Regions from separate parts of the Homo sapiens genome. Here region 2 is linked to region 1. Evidence: chromatin contacts called from ENCODE Hi-C or POLR2A ChIA-PET data. All regions are on one chromosome and are shown on one strand. The core of a region is the stretch at or near the end of the contact, and the rest is flanking DNA. Distances in the headings are between cores, read along the strand shown. Region 1 holds the start of LINC02952 (long intergenic non-protein coding RNA 2952). Region 2 has its middle 59 kb from the start of LINC01488.

Evidence for each region. Hi-C counts contacts between places; a loop is a spot of excess contacts on that map. ChIA-PET counts read pairs that join two places held with the same protein, here RNA polymerase II (POLR2A). Pooled maps may share reads with other maps.
Region 2: a map of heart left ventricle shows a loop between it and region 1 (2.3-fold over the local background). The contact joins the enhancer-like site here to the promoter of LINC02952 in region 1. A Hi-C loop is called at or near these places in 7 of 168 maps with a recorded cell type or tissue (SK-MEL-5, ascending aorta, endothelial cell of hepatic sinusoid and 3 more), 2 of 37 single-sample maps with no recorded cell type and 17 of 50 pooled maps. POLR2A ChIA-PET finds 5 or more read pairs at or near these places in 3 of 52 experiments (WTC11, activated CD4-positive, alpha-beta memory T cell and endothelial cell of umbilical vein).

Annotation. Positions count from the first base shown.
Region 1 is chr11:69,443,419-69,446,628 of GRCh38, reverse strand. LINC02952 (long intergenic non-protein coding RNA 2952) reads left to right here and starts at 1,663. Exons shown (of 2, transcript NR_186235.1): 1 at 1,663-1,977. It overlaps LOC124902703 (a long non-coding RNA gene), which reads right to left and starts at 1,806. Exons shown (of 2, transcript XR_007062759.1): 1 at 1,667-1,806; 2 at 1-290. RefSeq lists a silencer at 2,970-3,059.
Region 2 is chr11:69,538,628-69,541,781 of GRCh38, reverse strand. No RefSeq gene overlaps it. Among named protein-coding and RNA genes, the nearest start is that of LINC01488, 59 kb to the right of the region's middle. RefSeq lists a cis regulatory region at 2,361-2,364 and enhancers at 2,287-2,431, 2,450-3,110. Within about 2 kb of position 1,526, at least 15 of the 41 ENCODE cell types and tissues checked have a DNase peak (open chromatin) inside an H3K27ac peak, as active enhancers do; they include ascending aorta, heart left ventricle and heart right ventricle, where a contact is called at or near this core.

The DNA.
Region 1 (3,210 bases), core at 414-2,913:
ACCAGGTCTTCTAGCTTGGATGGTTGAAGACTAAAGACTGTTTACGAAAATTTCCAGATCTCTGCTTTCTGAGCAAATAGAATTGTTCTTCTCATCCCCGTTGAAATCAGGTGTGGTGGCATGACTTGATTGACCAGTGAAATGTGAGTGGAAGAGGTCTCAGTCACTTGTGAGCAGAAGTTTTAAGAACCAGCTCGTGCATCTGGCCTCCATGATGATGGAGGTCTGGGTGGGACTCGATCCTCCATCAGCCTGGGTCCCTGGAGCACGTCTGGAGCGGGCCCTCACTCCTTGCATGTGTGGCACAAGAAGAAGACAAACGTTGGTTATCTGAAGCTGGCGGTCAGCAGACGCCAGCCTGTGGGCAATTTCTCAATATCATTTTATAGGAATGCAGCCCACTCATTGGTGTGCTGTCTGCCACGCTTTTGTGTTACAATAGCAGAGTTGAGGAGTTGCGACAGAGACTGAATGGCCTGCAAAGCCTAAAATATATATTAAAAGTAGCCGGGCACGGTGGCTCACAACTGTAATGTCAGCACTTTGGGAGGCTGAGGCGGGTGGATCACTTGAGGTCAGGAGTTGGAGACCAGCCTGGCCAACGTGGCAAAACCCTGTCTCTACTAAAAATACAAAAATTAGCTGGATATGGCGGTGGGCACCTGTAATCCCAGCTACTCGGGAGGCTGAGGCAGGAGAATTGCTTGAACCTGGGAGGTGGATGTTGCAGTGAACCGAGATCGCGCCACTGCACTCCAGCCTGGGCAACAGAGTGAGACTGTGTCTCCAAAAACAATAGCAACAACAAAAGTACACGTCACTCTTTACAGAAACCATTTGCTGATCCTGCTGGCAGCCATTGAGATCTGGGGGCCTGTTTGTTGCCATAGCATGGCCTAGCGCATTCTGACCGATACACTTTCTAATCATGCCGAGAACTTCTGAGTGCCGTCTCATGAGCAAAACGTGCGCTATATTAGTACTGTAGCAAAGCGCTTCTGGCCTGTCTCCACGGGCTGAGTGCAGAGCCTCCATTACAGTCATCATTTTATGTCAGGAAGGGAAGGTCCAAGGAGGTGGCCGGTCTGAAGTGACCTCGGGCTTCTCCAGGCCTCTGCCACCCACGCTAAAATGAGAAGCCCCTGAGAATTTTTAAGTTTTGTCTGCATTGTGGAAGCCAGGACGCAGAGGCAGAAGGAGACCCATGGGCCTTTCTATCCCAACACCAACCGTTTAAAACAACAGAAGAAAAGGGAAGCCGGTCCAGCCCAGAGCAGAAATGAGGAGTGGTAGGATCCGGCTGCCCCAGGCCGCCCAGCTCCTCTGTCTGCTTCCTCTATTTGTGCCGGGCAGCCCCCAACTCCCTGGCTTATGTGGCCTGTGGAGGGACCAGCTGTGGCGGGCAACAATTTTGTCCAACCCCAGGCCTTGGTGTCCGCGTCCCTCTGTGTGCACCCTCTTCCTGCGTGGGTGCTGCAGAGCCAACGTGAGGGGCCCACAGGCAGGGGCACCCTTCTCTGCCCCCCACCAAACAGAGGCTGCTGGGGTGGAACCCGAGGTCCTGCGGGAGGGGTGCTGGCCGCTGGGAAAAGCCCGTGTCCGGGCCCCGCCCTCCGTCTCCCCCGCAGCCCTGGCTTACTGGGCTCTCCTCTCCCGGATCTCATACCTCACATTCCCCAGCACGGTTCCGACAGGCCCATGAGTGGGGAGTCCTCATGGCCTGGGAAGGTGGCCGAGAAAGTTTGAACAGCTGCAGAGCCTGCCCGTCCACTCTCTCCAGCCACATTTGTGTGTGTGTGTGTGTGTGTGTGTGTGTGTTGTGTTTTGACCAACCTCTTAGGCTTATGTAACACACTTGGAAGTCAAGAAGTAAGGACTCATTACTGACAGCCTCAGAGAGGCTTGCGAAACACTTGCTGTGAAGAAATCTTTCCATTGAGAAAAAGTTCCCTGGTGCTCATGCTCCCAGTGGCTCAGGTATGTGGCTGGGGGTGACGGTGGTGTGAGAAGCAGGGGTCCCCAGGGCTCCAGAGCCCAGCGCCCCCTGCCGGAGCTGTGTCGCGCCCGGAAATGGAATTGAGCATCGCTTTTGTCCTCTATGTCACTGCTCACGTCACCACCAACAACCGACGTCGGTGACTAAACTCTCGCCGCGTATCAGGCACTATGCTGGGCCCCTGCGTTTGTGATTTTCCTGGGCGCGTGCATGACCAAGGGCTAGGTGCTCCTACGCCCATTTTATAGAGGAGGACACAGGCAAGGCGGTGGGGTCGGGGCCCTTGTCAGCAGGCTGCCACCCCACACCTCCCTGAGGTACATGCAAAAGCAGACCCCTCCCCTCCCCACAGGTATAGCTCTATGTGGGCCCTTTGCATGAGTGTATTTTTAAGCTACTTGCTAGATCCCAAGAGGAAATGAGTGCTCATCCTGCAGGGAGAGGCCAGCATTCCACTGGGCCATTTCCCTTTTCAGAGAGCTGATGTGGAGGATTCTGCGCCGTTCTTGGCCATGCCGTCATCTGGGGCCCCAGGAACCTTACAGACCCGAGGGCCAGGGTTTGGGGCCCAGAGCCCAGCAGATAGCCATCTTAGAAGCATTCTCCCCAGGACCAGGGCTGCTAAACCCAACCCCACATCTCCCACACAAATGCGTCTTTCACTGGGGCTCTGGAAACCGGAGACCATGTAAATCCAAGAAGATGAAATTGTGTGGGTCTGGGCCGCAGCTACAGACTGAGACTCAGCAGCCGAGGGGCCCCAGCCTCAGAGGGAACTCAATGAATTTGTCAGGGAACTGAAAACAGATGATTTCAATCAGCAGGGGAAAAAAATGACTTCATGGCCACAGTTGACCGAAGCAAGCGGCGTTCGGCTGCCAGGCCCTGCCTGGGAGGCGCTTCCAGAAAGCCTGGCCTCTTCCGCAGCCTCTGGCCGGGGTCTTCCCTGCGAGGAGCCAGCGCCGCTCGAGCCGCAGCATGGCCCGGCAGAAGGCACGGCGGCCGTGATGGGGCTGGCGGGGCGCGGTGATAACCCGGGCTCCCCGCCCCCGCGCTTCCTCTCCGCTGCGCTTTCATGAATGGCCCCGCTTCCCAAACAGCCGATTGGCTGAACCCCCGGCCGCGACGCCCAATCAGCGGCTGTGGCCGCCTGGTCTCCGCTCCGCGTGGGGCCTCGGTCCTGCAGCCATGAATGGCGCAGCCTCAGCTGCCTG
Region 2 (3,154 bases), core at 277-2,776, 95 kb before region 1:
AGCTCAGCTTGAAATTCAAAACCCTGGAATTTCGAGAGGGTTCTCATGGTGTCCAAACATCCTCACCCTGGCAGTGGAAACCAGTCTCCACTGCAGACTGATAACTGAAAGGAAAAGCCCAGAGCGAGAGCCCAGTGGCACCAGGTCCTCACACTGGCACCAGGTCCTCACAGTGGCATGAGGTCCTCACAGTGGCACCAGGTTCTCAGGCCTCCAGAGGCCAGGCTGGCTTCCAGGAGCAGATGCAAGTGCCAGATCTCGTAGCCTGGCTTCCTTTAGGTTCCTGTTCTTGGAGCATTGCTCTGAGGCTGAGATTGAAAAAAACCAATCATGATCCCAGCTGTCCTCTGCTCTGAGGCCTGAGCTGACCCTCAGGGTTGCCCCCAGCTCCTTCTTCAGACTGGACTGGTCCCATGCCTTCCTGGGGGGCTGGAGATGCAGCCTCCCTTCCTACAGCTGTTGGTACTTCTGATGCCATGTATTAGCCAGATCACCAGACCTCTGGAGATGTGGGACCCCCATTCATCTTGTCCCTGCTCCCCATGTACTCCACCGAGAGTCCCGGTTGCCTCTCTGGGGCTCAGTTTCCTCACTTGTCTCAGGTCCAGTGAGATGTGATTGTTCCATGAATCTAAAAGTAGAACGTTCTGGTCCAAGTCGAGGCCCTGGCAAAGCTGCCTTTCCTATCTCTAATTATGTGGCTCCATGACTCACTCATCATAAACCCAAGTCCTCAAGAAATGTCTTAAGGAGGTGGAGGGTTCTCAGAATGAACCTGCCGCCTGAGCCCCCGGCCCATTGTTACATGCACCGGCGCCAGGTACCTTATTCCCACCGTAGTGGGAGCAAGTTCGATGCTAAGAATAAGAGCTAGAGCGACGCTTTGCCTCCGGGGTTTCAGTGGGGGCTGGGGTGTGGAACCAGGGCAGGGATTGGCTTGGGGGCTTGAGCTGCTCTGGTGGGTGGTGTCCTGGGACGCTCTTCTCCTCTCCCACGGAGGCCCTGGGATTGCTGTCTCAGTCTGTGGTGGGTTGGTGGGGGCAGGGGCGGGCAGAGAAAAGGTTTTCAAGACCCTGAACCATCACCAAGCCCAGCAACCGGCCATTGTCCCTTTAGGGGTGCAGAAGGTGGTCCTGTGTGCAGTGGCACCAGCATTGTCAGCTCAGAGAAAGCAGCCATGACCCTGTGGAGTGTGGTTGAGTTGGGGGAAGTAAGGAGAAAGTGGAGGGACGGCCAGGGTAGGTGGGGTGGGTAAGAAGCGGGGATCGGGGTGGGGCCCGGCCCCGGAGACTTTTCTCCAGCAGAACACAGAACCATAGGAGCGGTATTTTTCCTACTTCCAGGCCAAATGGGCTTGCACGGGAAGCCTGCTCCAGTTCATGGGGAGGGGATGGTCTATGGGAACCAGAGAAGCCCGCCCTGCACCCAGCGGCCGCTTCCTGTAATGCGCTCTGCCCCCAGGGAATTCCCACGGAGCTGCCCAGGAGGAGCCGGGCCAGCGGGCAGCTGGGCCTTCCTGCCAGGCCAATGCCAGGGTGAGTTCCAGCGCCTGTGTCATTCTGCCGCCCAGGCTGGGCAGTGGCAGGCGCGTCCCTCTCCCAGGGTCTTTGTCCTTTCCCTGCCTTCCCAGGAGGGGCCAGGCCCTTGGAAAGGGGGAGGAAGACGAGGGAGAAAAGGGAGAGAAACTGGCTCCCAGCACTCAAAATAGCCATCTCCTTCTATGTGTTGATTTTCTGCTTTAAGCCAGGCTGGGGTGGAGGCCAGGAGTGGGGCCTGTGACGCTGATTTTCAATTCCTCCTGTGAGATTCCAGTCAGGTGGCACTCAAGCAGAGACTTCCTCCCTTCTGAGACAGGGAAGTGCCTCCGTGGAGGGGAGGGGCCTCAGTTCTGCAGAGGAGCCTGGGGTGCTGAGGGGGTGTGGGTGCCGAGATGGGTGGTAGAGGGGTGGCCCTGCAGATACAGGGTCTTACTCACATGCACTGCTGCAGCGTCCTCGCCCAGGGGGGCTTCGGGCCCTCAGGGGCAAATTCTGGCAAGTTTGTAAGTTTAATTTTTTCAGTGGATGAGGCATTCACGTGGTTACAAAACCTAAAAGTAGGCAATGAAGGGAAGCCACAGCTCCCTCGGTCCCCTGCGGCTGAGAGGCTGTGGGCACCGGCACACGCCGTCTTACCTCTCCCTTCTATATCCCGCTGTGGCAAATGCTGCCTCACTCTTGGGCACGCTGCTTCCTCATGCCACTGTCTAACCAGGTTTTTGGAGCCTTCCAGAATTCTGGGGCCTGAGAAGTCTCCTTTCCTTCCCATCTCTTTCCCTCTCCCTTCCCTTCCCTCTTCCTTCCCTTCCCTTCCCTTCCCTTCCCTCTTTCCTTCCTTCCTTCTGACTAACTGGCTGTGAGTGGCTTTGTTGAGTGGGTGCCTGACAGGAAAGAGAAAGTGACTTTTTGGAGGCCTCAAAGATGAAATCAGGGAATCCAGGGGCCTGCTGCTGGATCTGATGGTGGGGCCTGGTTGGGAAGGCTCGGTGCACTGTGGGCTGCAGGTGCTGGCACCAGGCAAGTCGGAGGCTGCCCCTCCCGTCCTTTCACTGCAGCTGGCCTGAAGCCCCTGGCTCGGTCCCCCGCCACGTTCTCAGCAGCGGGTGGCCTGTGAGCCAGGGCCCATCATCCCTGATGCTATTCCGCTTACTGGCGAAAGCAGAGGTCTGGGTTTTGGGTCCACCATAGCTCAGAGCCTCAGGTCCTCACCCAAGGCCTCAGTCCCCTAGCCTGGCCCACAGGCAGGAGTCTGGCTTGAAGCAGAGCCCTGACCAATCCACCTCCTCTGCCCACATTCTCTTGCTGGATGGCTGCCATCCACATGAGAGGGGCTGGGCATGTCCTGCCAGGGCTTCCTCCTGCCCACTCCAGCCCTGCTGCAGGCCCTGATCTCCAGGAGGAAAAGGCAGCCTGGGTACCTTTCCAACAGAGGCATTGCTTCCTTCCTCCCTCCGTCCCTCCCTCCCTCCCTCCCTTCCTTCCTTCCTTCCTTCCTTGAATTAACTGGCCCTGAGTGGCTCCACTGAGTGGGTGCCGGAGAGAGACAGCATTGACTATGACATGTCACTTGTCCTGGGGGAGGATGATTGGGGGTGGGGGACAGCTATGTCAACTGT